Linked DNA regions of Homo sapiens: region 1 is linked to region 2. A link is a loop called in an ENCODE intact Hi-C map of the cell type or tissue named here. Cell type or tissue: K562. All regions are shown on one strand.

The links. Hi-C counts contacts between places; a loop is a spot of excess contacts. Peaks named below come from ENCODE experiments on the same cell type or tissue, not always from the same donor. Only the 100,000 strongest peaks of a DNase experiment are listed, where the experiment ranks them.
Region 1: it touches region 2 in a loop (2.7-fold over the local background); 1 of 110 quality-filtered maps calls a loop at or near these places.

The regions. Positions count from the first base shown.
Region 1 is chr18:965,789-970,788 of GRCh38, forward strand. The region is part of intron 1 of LOC107985165 (a long non-coding RNA gene); the gene reads left to right. Among named protein-coding and RNA genes, the nearest start is that of LINC01904, 40 kb to the left of the region's middle. In K562, no CTCF peak of the experiment used is centred here; a DNase peak (open chromatin) is centred at 2,573.
Region 2 is chr18:1,047,645-1,052,644 of GRCh38, forward strand. It overlaps LOC107985165 (a long non-coding RNA gene), which reads left to right. Exons shown (of 3, transcript XR_001753317.1): 2 at 2,376-2,544. Among named protein-coding and RNA genes, the nearest start is that of LINC01904, 120 kb to the left of the region's middle. In K562, no CTCF peak of the experiment used is centred here; a DNase peak (open chromatin) is centred at 2,537.

The sequences.
Region 1 (5,000 bases), 82 kb before region 2:
CGAGACTTCATCTCAAAAAAATAAAAAAGCTTAAAATCCTGGTAGAAATATGGCCCATATACATAGGAAGATAAACACCTTTCTGGATAGTCTGTGCTAAGCACAAAATGAAATACAGACAATAAAGTGTTTGGGAGTAGTTATGGTATTTTAAAAGGTGGCAGAAAAATCTGGATTGAAACCCGTGAGATGAGGCACACTCCAGTAGACTGTCAGTTCCTCAAAGATCATGGCAATGTCTTAGCAATCTTGGGATAAACACAGTGTCTGCTGCTGTGCAGAGCAGACCCTCGTCTGCGTTGTGAAGCGAATTGGATCCTAGCTGTATTACTTACAACATGGTAGCAAGCCAGCTACCCTATCTGTGCCACAGTTGAGTCATCTTCCTATTCTTGCTGTGTTAGTTGTGAAGTTAACAAGCTAATCTTGTGAAAGTTGGTGGCAGAGTTCTTAGCACCCAACACTGGGTGCCCTCACTATGTGTCTAGTACAAATCTAGGAACTCAGGAAGGGGACATAGGTGTGGGCTGGTTGCAACGGCTTTGTAAAGTCATCCTGTGGGCATTTGGAGAGGAGTACCCTAGGGCTTTTCTTCGGAAGCTGCAATATGGTGTACTCGAGTGTGGTGTCTCTAGTGACAAACTTCTCCATGGGGAGGCTTGTGGTTGCAGTTGCTGACTCAGCTGGTTGTTGGAGGGCCCTGGAGATGTAAGCTGCTGGGATGAACCCAGACTTACACTCAAAACAAGCCACCGTAAGTCAGCTGCCAGTTCTTCACACTTCTCCAGACTGAGCAAAGCATTGCATTGAAAAGTTGGCCCACAAAACATTTCTGGTGAATCCCAACTGGTTCATAATTTGTATATGCGACTGAAACCATGAACATTTCACGTTCTCTTACATTCTGTTCTTGCAGGCTCCTGCGATCTGTTTTGCTTTTTCTCACATTGTTGAAGTTATGACACCCACCTTTTTTTTTTTTTCTTCTGCACGAGATCCTCTTCTCATAGGCATCCATGGGAGTCTGGAGTTACAATTAGTGACAGGAAACAGACTCACAGCATCTTTCACTCTCTTGCCGCTCCTTGGGGTGGCAGCAGGAGGGAGGCATGCTTTCTCTTTGTGGTCTGGAGCCCCCTGGGTGATAATTTTAGACCATGGACCTTAGCCTCCCACCGTTTCATGGTCAAGTTCACTGAGTCTGGAGAAGTCTCTCCTGGTGTATCTGGAATATGAAGTGACCCAAAGGACCTTTATCCTCAAGTTTCTGTTGAAGCACACAACCTCATTTCTACTTTATGCTCGGCAGACTCACTATCTTTTCTGCTTCCTCTGTTGCTTGTGTTACAGATGGAAGATAAGATTGGAGAGGAGGAAGAGTTAGTTTTGAGTCTCTGACAACAGGGCTGCCACTGCCAGATTGCATCAAACCGTTTTAGGTTTTGTCTTCTGGGAAGCACCATTGCATCATAGTCAAACACGAGGGCCAGGAAGCCCAAGAAGTGTGGGTTTCAATTCCATCTCCACTTATCAGCCACACTTTTGTGCCTCAGTTTTCTTATACACAAGATAAGGCTGGTAATCTGGCCAAACTTTCAGGATAAGAATTATAGACATTTAAGAAACCCAGGAAACTGTCCGGCACATAGGAAGCATTGATATTACTGAGTGATAGCACTGAGCCAGTAAAACCTAGACAGAAGTTGGAAGATAGGGCACAGTGTTCTTGTATCTTCTGAGCAGATGGGTAAAGAAATTGGATAAGAATTCAACGTGGTGGCTGTTGAAAGTCATCACTGGGTCTTCTTGGTCCAGCCATTCCCTTTGGTCTCTGTCTTTGGCCTGGACCACCATCTTACCTCCATCATTCTTGAAGGACACACCTGAAGCCTCACCATTGCAGCAGGCTTATCATCAGGAATTAATAAGGTGCAGGGAATTACTGACAACCTCTGAAACACTGCAAAAGGCACTGCCTCATCTCCTTTGGAATCTTGAAATATTAAGAAGGGAAAGGAGGCATTCGAATGACATTTTAAAGAAAATCTATTTTGCATCTGTAGGTTGCAGTCTCCTAGAGGATGGAGATTGGGCCTTGGGGCCCTGGGCTGCCCTATTTGTGGAACGGTTGGAGTGTTTTGTAGGCACACAGCATGATGACGATGGATTAAATTGGACCCCTAACTGTGTCCACATCCTCTTTCATTGTCAATCCTGGATCTAAGTGTGCACTGATTCATTGACCTGACCTCAACCACCAATGATGAATGAGCAGAAGGTTTTTGTTCTCCTGCTTCCATTATAGGCTTAGCATCTCTCAGAGAGCATTGGCTAGGTTGGCAGACTGTGACACAAATCACAATCATGGCATCTTGGTAGGTTCTAGCATCTATTACTTGAAAGAGGGATGAAAATTAAGTAAAATATGTAAATATTGAAACCATAGCCATCTTCCTGAGAGGTGAAAACTTTCGGTGGGTTTCCTGCACACAGGGACTGACCCAAGTATGGAAGCAGTCTAACACAATACTTGTAAGCTGAATCAGACCAGACTGAAATCTTGGACTTCACACACTGCCATTCATTATAGACCAAGTCCCTCTGGTTTGAGTGATAGGCTCTTATCTTAGCCTTTCCACATTTCTTTATTATTATTTTTTTGAGACGGAGTCTTGCTCTGTCGCCCAGGCTGGAGTGCAGTGGCGCGATATCGGCTCACTGCATCCTCCCTCTCCTGGGTTCAAGTGATTCTCCTGCCTCAGCCTCCTGAGTAGTTGGGATTACAGGTGTGCACCAACACACCTGGCTAATTTTTTGTATTTTTAGTAGAGACAGGGTTTTACCACATTGGCCAGGCTGGTCTCGAACTCCTGACCTCAGGTGATTCTCCTGCTTCGGGCTCCCAAAGTGTTGGAATTACAGGTGTGAGCCACTGCGCCTGGCTATTTATTTATTTTATTATTATTTTAAAATTATACTTTAAGTTCTGGGATACATGTGCAGAGTGTGCAGATTTGTTACATAGATATACACATTCCATGGTGGTTTGCTGCACCCATCAACCCGTCATCTTCATTAGGTATTTCTCCTAATGCTATCCCTCCCCTAGCCCCATCCCCTGACAGGCCCCAGTGTGTGATGTTCCCCTCCCTGTGTCTATGTGTTATCACTGTTCAACTCCCACTTATGAGTGGGAACATGCAGTGTTTGGTTTTCTTTTCCTGTGTTAGTTTGCTGAGAATGATGGTTTCCAGCTTCATCCATGCCCCTGCAAAGGACATGAACTCATCCTTTTTTATGGCTGCATAGTATTCCACGGTGTATATGTGCCACATTTTCTTTATCCAGTCTATCATTGATTGGCATTTAGGTTGGTTCCAAGTCTTTGGTATTGTGAATAGTGCTGCAATAAACTATGTGTGCATGTGTCTTTATAGCAGAATGATTTATAATCCTTTGGGTATATACCCAGTAATGGGATTGCTGGGTCAAATGGTATTTCTTCCACAATGGTTGGACTAATTTACACTCCCACCAACAGTGTAAAAGCATTCCTATTTCTCCACATCCTCTCCAGCATCTTTTGTTTGCTCACTTTTTAATGATCGCCATTCTAACTGGCATTAGATGGTATCTCATTGTGGTTTTGATTTGCATTTCTCTAATGACCAGTGATGATGAGCTTTTTTTCATATGTTTGTTGGCCACATAAATGTCTTCTTTTGAGAAGTGTCTGTTCATATCCTTTGCCCACTTTTTGATGGGGTTGTTTTTTTTTTTCTTGTAAATTTGTGTAAGTTCTTTGTAGATTCCGGATATTAGCCCTTTGTCAGATGGATAAATTGCAAAACTTTTCTCCCATTCCGTAGGTTGCCTGTTCACTCTGATGATAGTTTCTTTTGCTGTGCAGAAGCTCTTTAGCTTAACTAGATCCCACTTGTCAATTTTGGCTTTTGTTGCCATTGCTTTTGGTGTTTTAGTGATGAAGTCTTTGCCCATGCCTATGTCCTGAATGGTATTGCCTAGGTTTTCTTCTATGTTGAACCAGCATTGCATCCCAGGGATGAAGCTGTCTTGATCATGGTGGATAAGCTTTTTGATGTGCTGCTGGATTCAGTTTGCCAGTATTTTATTGAGAATTTTCTCATCGATGTGCATCAGGGATATTGGCCTGAAATTTTCTTTTTTTGGTGTGTCTCTGCCAGGTTTTGGTATCAGGATGATGCTGGCCTCATAAAATGAGCTAGGGAGGAGTTGCTCTTTTTCTGTTGTTTAAAATAGTTTCAGAAGGAATGGTATCAGCTCCTCTTTGTACCTCGGGTAGAATTTGGCTCTGAATCTGTCTGGTCCTTGGCTTCTTTTCGTTGGTAGGCTATTAATTGCTGCCTCAATTTCAGAAGTTGTTATTGGTCTATTCAGAGATTCGACTTCTTTCTGGTTTAGTCTTGGGAGGGTGTATGTGTCCAGGAATTTATCCATTTCTTCTAGATTTTCTAGTTTATTTGCATAGAGGTGTTTATAGTATTCTCTGATGGTACTGTGGGTTCAGTGGTTGGTGATATCCCCTTTATCATTTCTTACCGTGTCTATTTGATTCTTCTCTCTTTTCTTCTTTATTAGTCTGGCTAGCAGTCTATCTATTTTGTTAATCTTTTCAAAAAACCAGCTCCTGGATTCATTTATTTTTTGAACAGTTTTTTGTGTTTCTATCTCCTTCAGTTCTGCTCTGATCTTAGTTATTTATTGCCTTCTGCTAGCTCTTGAACTTGTTTGCTCTTGCTTCTCCAGTTCTTTTAATTGAGATGGTAGGGTGTTGATTTTAGATCTTTCCTGCTTTCTTCTGTGGGCATTTAGTGGTGTAAATTTCCCTCTAAACACTGCTTTAGCTGTGTCCCAGAGATTCTGTTATGTTGTGTCTCTGTTCTCATTGGTTTCAAAGAACTTATTTATTTCTGCCTTAATTTCGTTATTTACCCAGTAGCCATTCAGGAGCAGGTTGT
Region 2 (5,000 bases):
GGGCTTCGTTGCCATATGAGAATTATCCTGTGTTTTCCCAGAAAGCCAAAATACATGAGTAAGTACCAGAGTGAAGCTAATTTTGACTCTGCGGTAATTATAGCTAACATTTATTGATACTTGCTATGTGCCAACCCTGTGCTAAACATTCTAGGTAGTTTATTCCCTTAAATTTTAACAATAACCCTATTTAACTAAATATAGTTTATAGATAAGTTAGGAGACTGAGGCTTTAAGAGGTACCGGGATTTTGGAGTTAGGACATTTGGTTTAATTCCCAGCTTTCTCCCCTCCTGGCATTCTGTACTTGAACAATTTATACATTTTCAGGTTTCTGTACTCTCATTTATAAAATAGAGATACAAATTTCTACCCTTCACCATTATTGTGGATATTAGAGAGAATTCATATAAAGCATTTGCCATTCAATAAATAGTTACCATTATTATTCAACCTAATTTGGCACGACCTGTACTGTATGGTCAGGGACGACCATCACAGGCCTGATTGTTATGATTTAGTGGAGGCTGAGTAAGGAAGAAGGAATCTGACTTTTAATTAGGCTTCTGGCTAAAGTGAGTCACGTGTGAGGTTTTACTAGGTTTTCATCATATCCCTAAATGAATAGTAAGGGTCATTTTTGATTGGCGGAACTGATTAAAAAATCAATCTAGTTACTTTGAAAGATGGCCTTATTTTCATCAAGGAGAGGGTATACTTACTATCTGTAACTAGGAGGTTTGTCCTCTCAGAAAAGGAGCCTGTTAGTCTACAGATTTCACACTTTAAAACTGCTCTTTGAGTCAGGAAGTTGTTTAAAAATGCATATTATTTTGGCCACTTTAAGAACAATGGAAATTTAATGTGTCCCTTAGGCTAGATTCTAAAACTCTCATGACTTCTTTAAAATCTTCTGTGCACAGACAGGGGCCAGGACTCCTACTTTCTAGTTGTAAATGAGGAGCTTCCTGATTATCCCAGTGGAAAGAGGTTGCTTAAAGGATAATTGTACAGTTTATACCACTGTATTTATCTTTTAAAATGAATTTTTAATAATAAGCGCAGATACATTAGATAACTTTTCTTGCACACCATATACCTATATAAAATAACAGAAAAATTGCTGGCATTTCTGCCAAGGTTGATGGATTTCATGTACATGTATATGTCATGTAATTATCAAATGAGGGTAATCAGCATATCTATCACCTCAAACATTTATTATTTCTTTGTGGTGAGAACATTCAAAATCCTCTCTTCCAGCTATATAGAAACATTCAAAACATTATTGTTAACTATAGTCATGGTGCAATGGGACACCAGAACTTATTCTATCTAGCTGTAGCTTTGTATCCATTGACCAGTCAATCTCTCCCCATTTCCCCCTTCTTTCTACCTTTCCCAATCTGTGGTATCCACTGTTCTGTTTCTGTAAGATCATTTTTTTGTTAGATTCTACATATGACTGAAATCCTGCAGTATTTGTCTGTGCCTAGCTTATTTCACTTAACATACTGTTTTCCAGGTTCATCCATATTGTTGTGAATGAGAGGATTTTATTCTTTTTTTATGGCTGATTAGTATTCCATTGTGTATATACATATGCTGTTTTCTTTATTCATCTGTTGATGAACAGTTATGCTGATTTTATTTATTGGCTATTGTGAATAGTGGTACAATAAACATGGGAGTGCAGATGTCTCTTCAACATACTGATATCATTTCCTTTAGATATATACCCAGTAGTGAGATTGGTGGATCATATGATATTTCAATTTTTAACTTTTTGAGAAACCTCTATACTGTTTTCCATATTGGTTGTACTAATTTTATTCTCACCGACAATGTGTAAGGGTTCCCTTTTCTCCACATGCTTGCCAACACTTGTTATCTTTTGTCTTTTTGATAATAGCCATTCTAACTAGAGAAAGATCATATCTCATTGTGGTTTTGATTTGCATTTCCCTAATGATTAGTGATGTTGAGCATTTTTTCATATACCAGGTTGGCCATCTGTATGTCTTTTTTTTTTTTTTTTTTGAGAAATATTTATTAAGGTCTTTTGCTCATTTTAAAAGTTGGATTATTATTATTATTTTTCTGCTATTGAGTTTTTTGAGTTCCTTATGTATTCTGGATATTAATTCAAGGGATATATTTCTTTTGAAGAAATTATTTTTCTATAGAGTATTTCTGACTCTTCAGGTAAAAATCAATTGAGAAGTTTTTAAATAAAAGAAAGCAATTTTATTGAGTTTTCAAAAAAGAGATTAAAATGCTCAACTCGCTTGCTTTAAAAAAACCAGATATTAGCTAAAGCTTTATTAACACAAATAAATATATAAATAATTACATTTAATATTCTGGTGAAATAGGAAACAAAAAAGAAAATTGAGTGGAGGAGAAGGAATAGCAAAATGGAGACAGCAGCAGAAGATAGAGAGAGGTGGACGAGAGAAAACCCTCAAGATAAAGAGACCAGGGCACAGAAAGGGAAGAAGAGGCAAAGAGACAAATACATGAGGAAACATGGCAGGCTTGGAGGTGGGTGTGTGCATGACTCAGTAACTGTTGAGCTCTGTCATGAGTAAGCATTTTTGTCTGGGGAACAATCACTATAGCTGGAATAATTAAACTTTATTTCAGGGAGAGGAGGTGCTGAATACCTCCAGACCTGTAATTTAGGGCATGAGTATCCAAGCTAGCACCATTGATGAATTTATGTCATTAAAAAGACAAAAAATAAACTCAGTCCTAAAGCCTGGCCTATACCCCATGGATGGTCCCATTGGAGTTGGAAAGAGTGTTACCTGAACAAAGTGAGGGTTCCACTAGAACGAAAAAAGCAAGCAGTGGACACTGGTGGGCAATTCACAGTGTTCACTACAAATAACTACAATGGGCAGAGGGCTGGGTCTGACACCAGAGGAAAAGAGAAACACGATTTCTTCTATAAGTTTGGAGAGAGAGACAAGTAAATACCTAAGCACAGTAAAATGTCATCAATGTCAAACAGAAGTGCAAACCAAGAGCAGCGCTTTTTTGGGCGGGGGGTGGGGCTTGGAGGGGTAGGGGAGTTAGTTTTCCTGGTTGTCTTGCAGAGTCCTTTTCCGTGACTTATACTCCTTGCTGCTCAGTGACCCTAAGGGAGGAGACCAGTGAGATGACCATGGTGAGGGTATTTAACCTTCCTTGTCTTGGATGCTTCCTCCCTTGGAGGGCTGTCCCGCACAGACACTCCTCTGTTCCTTACTCCTTTCTTCCCCTTTTTATTTTCTCTTTAACTTATTCCCTGTAGGTGTTCTCGGTGCCCTTTTGTTGTCCTGATTCTATCTTGGGATGTTTCATGAATTTCTCTTCCATCCTCTCATGTATATGAATCTCAATCCACATATTCTCTTCATTAATTTTGTTGATTTCTCTGCTTCCATTGTCTGATGGATGCCAGGCTTCTTCTTCCCCTCTGCTCTATTGGCATTGCTGAGCAAAGAGGTGAGGAGGATCCTGTAAATGGGTCAGCGTTGAGGGCAGGAGGGAAATCATAAGGGATTTTTACTTGGTTTGGCAGCTGCTTCCTCCCAGAGCCTGATTATTGATACCTCTTCATCAGATATTTGATATTTTCTTCCACATTTAAACAAGAAATTCATATTTCAATATTGATTATTAATATTTTCATATTAATTAAAATATTTGAAACATTTCTTCCTAATATTTCTCAGGAATGACCTGGCTTTATGATGTTAAGGCAGCATTTACCTGCCTTTCTTCTCTGGCTTATAATATAAAGTACCTGCCCATCAGCTCTTCATGAATGCATCACACCCAAATTACTTTTCTCCAATGCCTAGGCTTAGTGCATGACCAGTGACAGAAGGGTAAGAGTGGGAACTAGAAAGAATGACCTGCTATGTGGTGATATAGGAATTCCTAGGAAGGAGGAAGCATCTGGACTGGCCTTTAAAAAATGAGATATGTAGTTAACAAAAAAGTGTGGGGATGAGGAGTTCTGGGCATGAGGGAACAGTTGCATCTGAAACATGGAGGCATAAAAGTGTGTATTCTGTGCAGGAAAAGTTACCCTTGAAAGACTGAAATGCATTTTTACAAGTTGGTGATTGTATCCTTAAATCTTTTCTTCTTTATCCTGGTATAAAATACTTCCTTGTGAAAATATTTTTAACTAAGTCTAGTAGGGCAGGGATCTCCCAATCTTATTTTTAATTATTGACTTGATTCTGTAGTTACGAGCAACAGATGAAATTGGGTTTAATTACATTAGTTCTTTCAGTTTAAAAATAAAGGCAAGTGATGACACCATGTCATGAATCAGCACCTCAGAGTGGAGATGAGGGTTGCTGGGTGGGCGAACAAAATAATTTTTGCTGGGGAGAATTATGGCTAATAAAGGATATTTGGTTTTAATTATGTATTAATTCTTCATGTGCCAAATTAAAGTTCCAGGCTGAGAAATTAATTTCATATCCTGGTGATTTCCCCAAATATCCATCATTATATGGTAATTCTCTTAAAGCCTGGCAATATAAAACTACAAGTCATCCTAATTCCATGTATTAAAATCTGACTGTTTCCTTGCTATCTTTTATTGCTTCGCATCCTTTTCTCTTGCCTATCTAATATTTTACTGCTAAATGAAAGGAAAGGAACTAATAGATACCTTGCCTTTACATTTCATGGAAAGATCAATTAAAATGCCTGTGGAAAATTTGTTACAACCCTTAGTTAGGTTTGGAGACAGATACAGATCTGTTCCTGTGTCCTGTCTTTTAATGATAATAGAATATTTGAAAGAAATGTATCTAAAAGAAAAGGGGAACTGCCTTAGCTCAGCATAGTTCCTTGGTTCCATGTTTTGTGCCTGCAGCATCTCACTGGGGAAAGAGATGCCAAAAATGATGTGAAGCCTGTGGGTGCTTGTGGTCAATCAAAGACCAGCCAGTATTGCCTTAATGTTTTCTGAGATCTTCAAAGGAACTTTT